Regions from separate parts of the Mus musculus genome. Here region 2 is linked to region 1. Evidence: chromatin loops called from intact Hi-C (ENCODE). Cell type or tissue: gastrocnemius. All regions are shown on one strand. Links, peaks and the distances in the headings refer to the core of each region. The heading gives the core; the rest is flanking DNA.

Region 1 (4,385 bases), core at 263-4,262:
GTGCATCAGATTTTAAATAAACAACAACCTCCAACTGTCCTGTCCCTCTGTTCTTCAACAGCAACTCTGCAGAGTCCTTTCTTAGCCCAGAAAAGGCTTACATGGTTACCTCCACAAACGGCTTTCCTTTACTATCAAAAGGCCAATCCAGTAACTTGCTGCCTGGAGATGTACTCGCATAGAACGGGACTGGTTAAGAGCAAGTAAGATGCTTTTCTGCAAGACCAACTGCTATTTAGGTTGCAAATCACACTGCCTCTCTAGTGGAGACTGAGACCGGCTAGCTACACAAACCAAGGCAGCCATATAGAAGCCACAGGGCACACACACACACACATATCACTTTTTCTTGGCACAAGGGCAGCTTAAATTTGTCCCGTTCTCGTCTCCAGGATATGATCCCTGACCCACCACCAAATCTCTTTTTCTCCACTGGAAGGGTTTCATCTAATCAGCTGTGTGCAAGCGGCTCTGGCAATTTATCCTCCTTGATTCCTTGACATTTTCTTTCCGTGCTGCTGGCTGGGAAACTGTTTTGATCTGAATAGGGTTGTCTGTGGGGGATTCTGCATGTTAATGATGTAGAGTTGGCAAGGATGGGAGGTGAGAGCACAACGCGTACTTTTTCTAGTTACGTTTCGCCTCATCACCGCTACGGGGGCCTTTCCACTCGGCTACACCAGGAGGCTGATCTCAGACTAATCTTACCCTCTTCCAGGGGAGCCTCGAGGGGCCAGGTAGAAACAGAACAGATGGCCTGTGTTCCCGTCAAGTACCTAGACTCACAGGCAAGTACTCCTAAGACTCTCGAACCAATGAAGGAGACGCACGTACATCCTTGCTCAGCCAGGCAGTCCCAGCGGCCACCCTCCATCCTGGTTTCAAGCTCCAACCCTGTCCCAGCCAGCGCCAGACGTTACACTCCCCACTACTCTGTACCCGCCCACCCTCCGGGCCCAAAAGGACAGTGATTCCGAACGGGGTGCTGGTGTAGCCTCAGTGCCCGCCCTTCCCTTTCCATCCTGGCCAGAAAACTCCACTTCCCGGATTCCGGGCCACTCTCTCCCTCCCCCAGCGCCGGCGATCCAGCAAAGCGCCGTCCTCCTGCCAACTGGGGACCCAGCCCAGTGGCACACCCCGTCTCCCCAACTAACCCCTGGACAGACCCCAGCTTCGTCCACTCACGGGGGCTCCGGAGAGGGTGTCCCTCTATTCGGAGCCTTCAGGCACCCTAGGGTTGAGAAAGTCCCACCCCGCCCCCCCCCCAGCCACGCCGCCAGCCTCTAGCCCTGGCTCGGAGGGACCTCCACCCTAGGCGACGAGGGGACGTTGGGGAGTCTCCCTAGGCACCTCCAACACCTCAAGGGAGGGAGGGCGCTCGTGGCCCCAAGGCCCGCTCTCTGTGCCCGCAGGCCCGCAACCCCGCACGGGGGCGCGCACTCGGGGGTCCCCCCTGGTCCGCGGGGTGCACTCACGATGGTCACGCTGGCTTTGCGCAGGTCGCGGTTCTCCTCCTGCAGCGCCTTGCACTTGAGTTTGTAGGTCTCCAGCTCTATCTTGAGCACCTTGTTCTCCTGCTGCAGCGAGGCCAGGCGGTTGGTGAGCTCCTCCAGGCGGAACGGCGAGATGACAATGCCCCCCGACTTCCCGCCGCCGCCCCCGCCGCTGCCGCCCGAGGTCGCCGAGCAGGACGACTGCATGGCTGCCGGGCCGCCGCCCGCCGCGTCCGTGTCGCTCTCGCTCGCGCTGTCCGCCATGGCTGGGCGAGTGGGCGCGGGGAGCCGGGCGCCGAGGGCCGGGCGCGCGGCGAGTGGGCGCGCGGCGAGTGGGCGCGGGGCCGGGCGCGCGGCGGCGGCGGGGGAGCTGGGGAGCGGGGGAGCTCAGAGCGCGGCGCGGGCGGGCGGCAGGGCGCAGACGCGCGGCGGCGGCGGCGGAGAAAGAGAGGGCGCTTCCCGCGGCCGCGCGAGCTGCTCCGCCAGGGAACAGAGACCCCGCCCGGACTCGGGCAGTACTGCAGCGCCGGGACTCTGGCGCGCTCCGCGGGGCCGTCCCCGCAAAGCCCCAGCCCCAGCGCTCTCCTAGCAGCTGCACACAGACGCTCGAGCCCCCGCCGCCTCCCCGCGCACGTGCTCCCGCCCCGGAGGGTCCCCTGCGTCCCCGGGCCCCAGCCCCCCAACACACACACATACACCGCCGCGCCGCGCCGCCTCTTCCGGAGAAAGGCGGACCCCACGCAGCGCCAGCCCCGCAGGTGCCGGGACACGTGGGAGGGGCAGCCGGGCTCCTTGGGCCACCCCACCCTCCCACCCCCGCTCAGCTGGAGCCTGGCACCTTGGATCGGCGCCGGCGCGCGTGGATCTCCCCCAGGGTGCCCCGTGCAGACCGCGCTTGGGGCTGGGAACAGAAAGTTGCACTGCAGTGGGTCGAAAAAGAAGAGTATCTGTGTGTCTGTCTGTGTGTCTGTGTATCTATTTCTCTCCCTCTCTGTGTGTCTGTCTGTGTTGTGGCATGTCGGCAGCCACAGGTTAGCCTAGCTTGCCACAAGGCCCCGGTGCGTCCAGTTGTTTGAACCAGGCGCCACCCACCTTTTTCTCTTTACCTCCTGCAAAGACTCTGCACCGGTCACGGGGATAGGATTAAGAAACCAAGATTTGTCTAGTTAAAGAAACGGGAGCTTTATTTAATTTTTTTTTTTTTTTAATCTCAGAAGGGTTGAAACAAACTTCAAGTACCAATTTTCCAAAGTAACTGCAGGCACAATGCTAAACAAATAACCACGATTAAGTGAGGGGAACTGTATAACCATTATTATCCGCTGCTCTCCAACTCCTACAAAACTCCAGGAGCTAAAAAATAAAACCGTAATTACTACTGTAGAGAGCCCAGCTTCAAAGAATCAGAAATTCAAATACTGTTAGGCCCCTCCCTCTTAGGAGAGCTTGCTTGTAGGAAACAGGCCTAGCAGGTGAGAAGGGTCTAAACACTTCACCTCCTGATACAAAACAGCTTTCGTTTCTGGGGGAAAAAATGGAAAGTGAAACTAACCAGGCGGGCTTTATTATCCAAGTTTAGTCGACGGAAGAACAAACTCATGGAAACAAAATGCAAAATAAAGGGGTGCGGGATGAAAAGTGTTTTCTGGCTGTCAACTGTTTTATAGTTTTATAAAGCGCTTAGCCATGACTACATGGCTTTCCTGGCTCATAACCTTGTCTTTAAACCAAATTGGATCCAGTGGTTAGACATGTTTCGTCCCCACTGCTAAATAGGAACTGGTCTCACCTCGGAATAACTCTTAACCTGCCAGGGGTGAAACCTTGACCTCAGGTTTACCAAGATGGCTGCCTCTAGTCAACAACCCAGACATGCTAACTTCGGTGAGCCCTCCCACCCCCCAAGACGTCTCCTAGGTAGGCTTGAGTTTAGAGCTAGGAACACAGTCGGTGAAGCAAAATGTAACAATAAAAGTTAAAAATCCAGGGGAGTGCAGGAGAGCCTTTGGCTTTGCTCTCCAGCAGCAGAGCACCAGTGTAAATAATCCTCTGCTGAGGGAGCCACTTTGTCACTGAAGTTTACTTGGCTCCTTGACTTTTGCCATGTTGGGTCTGGGACAGGAGACACTCGGCTCCTTCGGTTACAGGACGCTTCTGGAAAAGCAGCTCGCGGGGTGAGATGGATGGGGTAAGGGGAGCACTGCCCGGGACTGGGGTTTAACTGCATTCTTTCCGCTTTATTCAGGGCAGTCTGGGGTGGGCGTGGCTTCCATACTTCACAAGTTTCTATTGTTCTTTTCTCACCCCACCTCCAGATTGCGGGGTTTGGAGGGCTTACAGCCCTTGGAGCATTCTCTCGGGAGTGAGGGGTGGGGACTAGCTCTCTCCGGTTTATCCCTAAAACTTACTGCCTTGGGAAGCCGACCTGCAGGCTTCCAGTCGGCAGAGGGGTGGAGTTTGAAGTGCCTGGTTTTCTTAAAGGGCCCGTGTCAGGCTAAGCTTGAGAACATCTTGGTCTTCCTTAGGGGAACTACAGTTTTGGCATGGTATCTGTAGTTAATCATCGGCTTGAGAAGATATTAGGAGAAAATTCTCATCTTCTCAAGCTTCCCTGCTGATACAGATGAGAATAAATTGGAGGATTCTTCTCCCCCATCCTGGTTTTTATTGTTACTGCAGAACAGAAGCTTACCTAATTTTCTACTTCTTGTAGAACTGATTCCCCTCATAAACAGACGATTTGTCACGACGCTGGTTCTGTAATAGCATTACAATGGAAACACCAGATACAAAACAGATCGGATCATTGTAAAAAACTCCTCAGCGTTCCAGGGGAAATGAATCAGAAGGTAGGTGGAAGGCTGAGTCCCCTGCAGGAAGAAGGGGCAAGGG
Region 2 (4,385 bases), core at 315-4,314, 54 kb after region 1:
GTGTCCTGACCATCCTTAGCTGGCCACTTGAATCACCAATCTTTTTTTTTTAAATGCCTGAGATATGCATAGGTACGACATGTGTGCCTGGTATCAATGGAGGGCAGAAGAGGGTGTTGGGTCCCCTGGAACTGGATATGTGAATAGTTGTGGGCTTCCATGTGGGTTCAGGGAAACCTGAACCTAGATCCTCTGCAAGAACAACCACTGAGTGTGTCCACATCCTCGGGATCCACCAGTCTTAGAGAGAAAGCTAAGCTCCCCGTTGTCTCTGATCCAAAGCCCACTGCGTACTTTTTAGTGGGCTTGCTTTAGTGGCTTTCCCCAGGGGCTACACTGTTCTACAGAGTACATACAGCCTTGAGAGTGCATGGAGACATTGCCTGTGTGTTCCAGGGGGAGGACAATGTTTCCCAACACAGCAAGCTCAGGTGTGACCCTCTCCAGATGGCTCCGTCTGACAGCACCATGCTTCTATGTTGAGAAATGCAGAATGCTTCCCCAGCTCACTGGGCACGCATCTTCCAGATCAGCCAAGTGAGGACCGACTTTCTTTTCTCTGACTATCTCTACGCCATGTTAGCAGTCCCCTCTGCCATGCTGCTGAGGACTCAAGGCTGCTGTGTTCTTTCTGGTCCTCTGAGTCTCCTTGCCTGCAAGCCTTTGTGTCCTATATTGATCTTCAAGGTGTCAGCTTTAGTCACTCATCTCATTAAGAACCTGGTCTCTGGCTGTTTGGATTCTGAGTCATGGGGAATCAAGAAACTGCTGTTTGCTTATAGTTTAATGTCCTTGCTCCAGTGTTTGGGGGCCAGTTCTGAATTAAAGCTGTACACAGGCAAACTGTTTGAAGCTGTCTGTTCTGGGTCACATATCTATGAGGACAGAGAACGTGATGGAATCCTGAGACTCTTTTTGTTTGTCTGTTTGTTTGTTTGTCTTTTGAGACAGGGTTGTTGTTATTGTTGTTTGTTTGTTTGTTTGTTTTAAATCTGGACTGTGCTTGTGTAGTCTATACTGGCTTCGAACTCAGAGATCCCCCTGCCTCTGCCTTCTGAGTTCTGTGACCCAGATGTGCTCCACCATGCCCAGCCTGAGAGTTTATTAAGACGAAAGGTTTGTGCAGGTCTATGTAGGTATCCACAGATGCTATGAGTTTATAGTCATAGCTATAACCATGTCGTGTGCAAAAGACAGCACTTTACAGTACCCCTCCTATCCTTAGTGGTTTCTGCCTCTTTTCCCAGGATATCTTCTGAGCCTTAGAGGTACGGAGAGTGATATAGGTGTCTCATTGGCTAAGCACTCAATCTCTCTCTCTTTTTTTCTTTCTTTTTTATTAGATACTTTCTTCATTTACATTTCAAATGCTATCCCAAAAGTCCCCTATACCCTCCCCCCACCCTGTTCCCCTACCTACTCACTCCTACTTCTTGGCTCTGGCGTTCCCCTGTACTGGGGCATATAAAGTTTGCAAGACCAAGGGGCTTTTCTTCCCAATGATGGCCAACTAGGCCATCTTCTGCTATATATGCAGCTAGAGACATGAGTTCTGGGGGTACTGATTAGTTCGTATTGCTGTTCCACCTATAGGGCTGGAGACCCCTTCAGCTCTTGGGTACTTTCTCTAGCTAGCACTCAATCTCTTCTCCTCAGGCCTTTCACCAGTTAGGCATTCCTCTGTTGACTGCATCCAGGGAGAAGAAGCTTCCTTGACTAAAGGTTGAGAGAAGCCTAGGTCTATGGCTATAAACATAAATATCCAGAAGGCAATTTGATCATCTAGGAAAAATAACAATAAAAGTGTTTACTCTAAGACTGTGGGATTTTGACCAGGGTTACAGTAAGCAGGCATGAAACTTCCTCCTGTAGAGCAGGTCTCAGCTCTCAGTCAGAAAGCCGTTAGCCATTCCACGGCAGGCATGCCTTTGTATTAGCATGCAGCATCCAATACAGGAAAGTTGGAGGAAGGAAAAGGGGTGGGGCCTATCTGATCATATTCATTGTATATATTTTCAAAAGTCCTCAAGAATAAAGGACAAAAAAAATGTAGAGACTCTTTAACTTCTGACTGTGCCCCCATTTGAATAAAGTCTCAGGAACACCGTTGCCAAACATCAAAGCGCTTCTTTGGAAAACAGATGGTTTCCTCACTGTTTGCCCAAATTGGTACCCTGAAGAAAGAGACATACAGGACTAGGATGCAGGACCTGTTAAAGTGTTGTTAGTCTTGGGGCTATGAGCCCATGTCCACATTTAGCATAGAAGACTGCTAGATCAGGCTAGCTTGCATAATCCAGTGAGGGCTTGTGTTGTTTGAACTACTGAATCTGGCTTCTTTTCTCTTCCCTTCCCAGCTCTGTAGCACAGTCTTTTTGTACTCTGAGGATCATGGATACCACCTTTTTACTAGTATCCTCCTGGATCACTGTCTATAGTAAACTAAACTGGACACAGCCAACTAGAAAGAATGCTATCTGTAATGCGTTTGATGCTGGTGGGGTTGAGCACAGTTTATACCTCAAAGCCCCAACGTGTCCTATAGGTGGTGGAGAGTATGTAGCATGGGTTTGGGCTTTTATTTCTTATGAATGAAATCCCTGCTCTTTATACTTTGTTCTCAGGAAACTTGAACCATGAGACATAGTCGAGACCTGGCCAGAGAGCCTAAGTGTTTCTCATGACATTTCTTCAAGGAATCAATGTCTTGAGGGACTTGAGTGCTAGGGTCCTATGGTGGTTTGAATAGGAATGGCCTTTGTAGACTCAAGTGTTTAAATGCTTGGTGCATAGGGAGTGGCACTATTAGGAGGTGTGGCTTGTTGGAGTAGGTGTGGTCTTGTTAGAGGAAGTGGGTCATTGTGGGGGCAGGCTTTGAGGTCTTCTATGCTCAAGCCACACCCAGTATGGCACACAGTCCCCTTCTAAGGCTGCCTGCAGATCAACAGGTAGAACTCTCAGCTCCTTCTCTAGCAACATGTCTGCCTGTGTGCTGCCATGCTTTTGCCATGATGATACTGGACTGAGCCTCTGAACTGTAAGGCAGCCCTAATAAATGTTTTCCTTTATAAGAAGGTCATGGTGTCTCTTCACAGCAATGAAACTCAAACTAAGTCAGGCCTTTACCTACTTATTTGGCTGTGTGGGGCCTGGAATAAGGCAGACTTGGAGATGCAGGATCGGGTCTGGCCCAGGTGAGGCGGGTCTGGCCCAGGTGAGGCTGGTCTGGAATTGGCTTGCTTTTGATACTTAATAATCAGTTTCCAGCAGGACTCCTTCCATCAGAAGATAGGAAAATCCAATTCTATGATACCTAAAGAAAAAACAAAGAGACCTTACTAGATCTTGTTACTGAAAAGTTTGGAGTGCAGCTGCCTGCAGTTGCTAAGATGACATCACCAGAATCCCATGTCTTTCCTCTCTTCTCTGTCCTCTTCCCTCTGTCTGGTTCACTTTTCTCCATGTTAGCTTGTCTCTGAGGCTCATCTTCTTTCCAGAGGGCGAAGAAAGAAGAAGAGTGAGGGAGAGAGTTTGAGTCTGGATGGATCATAGCAAGGAAAACATATGAAGAAAAGAGAACAGACATAATGAGAAAAAAGCTCTTCCTCTTGTATGAATTTTCCTACTTCTGTCTTGTAGCATCTTTCTGGCTTTTCCTCATGGCTTCTGGATTTCATTTGTCTTCATACATCTGCTGACTCTTGCATTTTTGAATAATGAAGAGGTGAAAAGTTATCCATGAATCAAAAGATTCTCATTTAACGTTGTTGGCATCATTGTGGGTGAGTGTATAAAGCTAGCTTTGGAAGCAAGGCTGGCGATGTAGTTTGTTTGTAGAATGCTTGTCTGCCATGCGCCTTAGCATCACATAAAACCAAATGTGGTAGTACACTGTAATCCTGGTGTTCAGAAGGTGTAGACAGTAGAACCATGGGTTCTAGGTCATCTTTAGGTACATAGCAGGTTCAAGGCCAGCCCAAACTATATGAGACTTTGTCTCAGTAAAAAACAAAAACAACAAACAAAACCAAACTAACCACTTTTGGAACTTCCTCGGGACTGAACCCCCACTTCCTACTTTAAGTTGACATATTTGATATCTCAGACATTTTTTTTCTTATAGTAGCGTAAGTTGGGAAGCAGAAATGAAACCAAAGACGATGCTGCTGCTGCGGGGTATGGGGGTTGACCTCAGAGGAGCTGGTGATGAACCTCAGAGATGCGGTGCCTGCATCTGGGACAGGGTGTGATGTGGTTTTAGTTGGAGGATGCCTGCTTCCACCCAGGAGCCAATGGTCACTGATGGAGAAGAAGCTGCTGAAGCTGGTAGTCTAGGCGGAGAGCAGGGGCCAGCTGAAACAGAGCCCCAGAGTGGGTGTGCCCTG

Evidence for each region. Hi-C counts contacts between places; a loop is a spot of excess contacts. Peaks named below come from ENCODE experiments on the same cell type or tissue, not always from the same donor. Only the 100,000 strongest peaks of a DNase experiment are listed, where the experiment ranks them.
Region 2: a loop joins it to region 1, with 2.1 times the contacts of the local background. A loop is called at or near these places in 7 of 42 quality-filtered maps.

The regions. Positions count from the first base shown.
Region 1 is chr10:70,094,672-70,099,056 of GRCm38, reverse strand. It overlaps Ccdc6 (coiled-coil domain containing 6), which reads right to left and starts at 1,936. Exons shown (of 9, transcript NM_001111121.1): 1 at 1,476-1,936. The coding sequence starts at 1,757. Gm51771 (a long non-coding RNA gene) reads left to right here. Exons shown (of 3, transcript XR_003948903.1): 3 at 4,207-4,385. In gastrocnemius, for the core only: CTCF peaks have their summits at 2,015 and 3,940; DNase peaks (open chromatin) are centred at 940, 1,465, 1,986 and 3,814; H3K4me3 peaks cover 4,000 bases; H3K27ac peaks cover 4,000 bases.
Region 2 is chr10:70,040,230-70,044,614 of GRCm38, reverse strand. No RefSeq gene overlaps it. Among named protein-coding and RNA genes, the nearest start is that of Ccdc6, 55 kb to the left of the region's middle. In gastrocnemius, for the core only: no CTCF peak of the experiment used is centred there; no DNase peak of the experiment used is centred there; H3K4me3 peaks cover 366 bases; H3K27ac peaks cover 1,668 bases.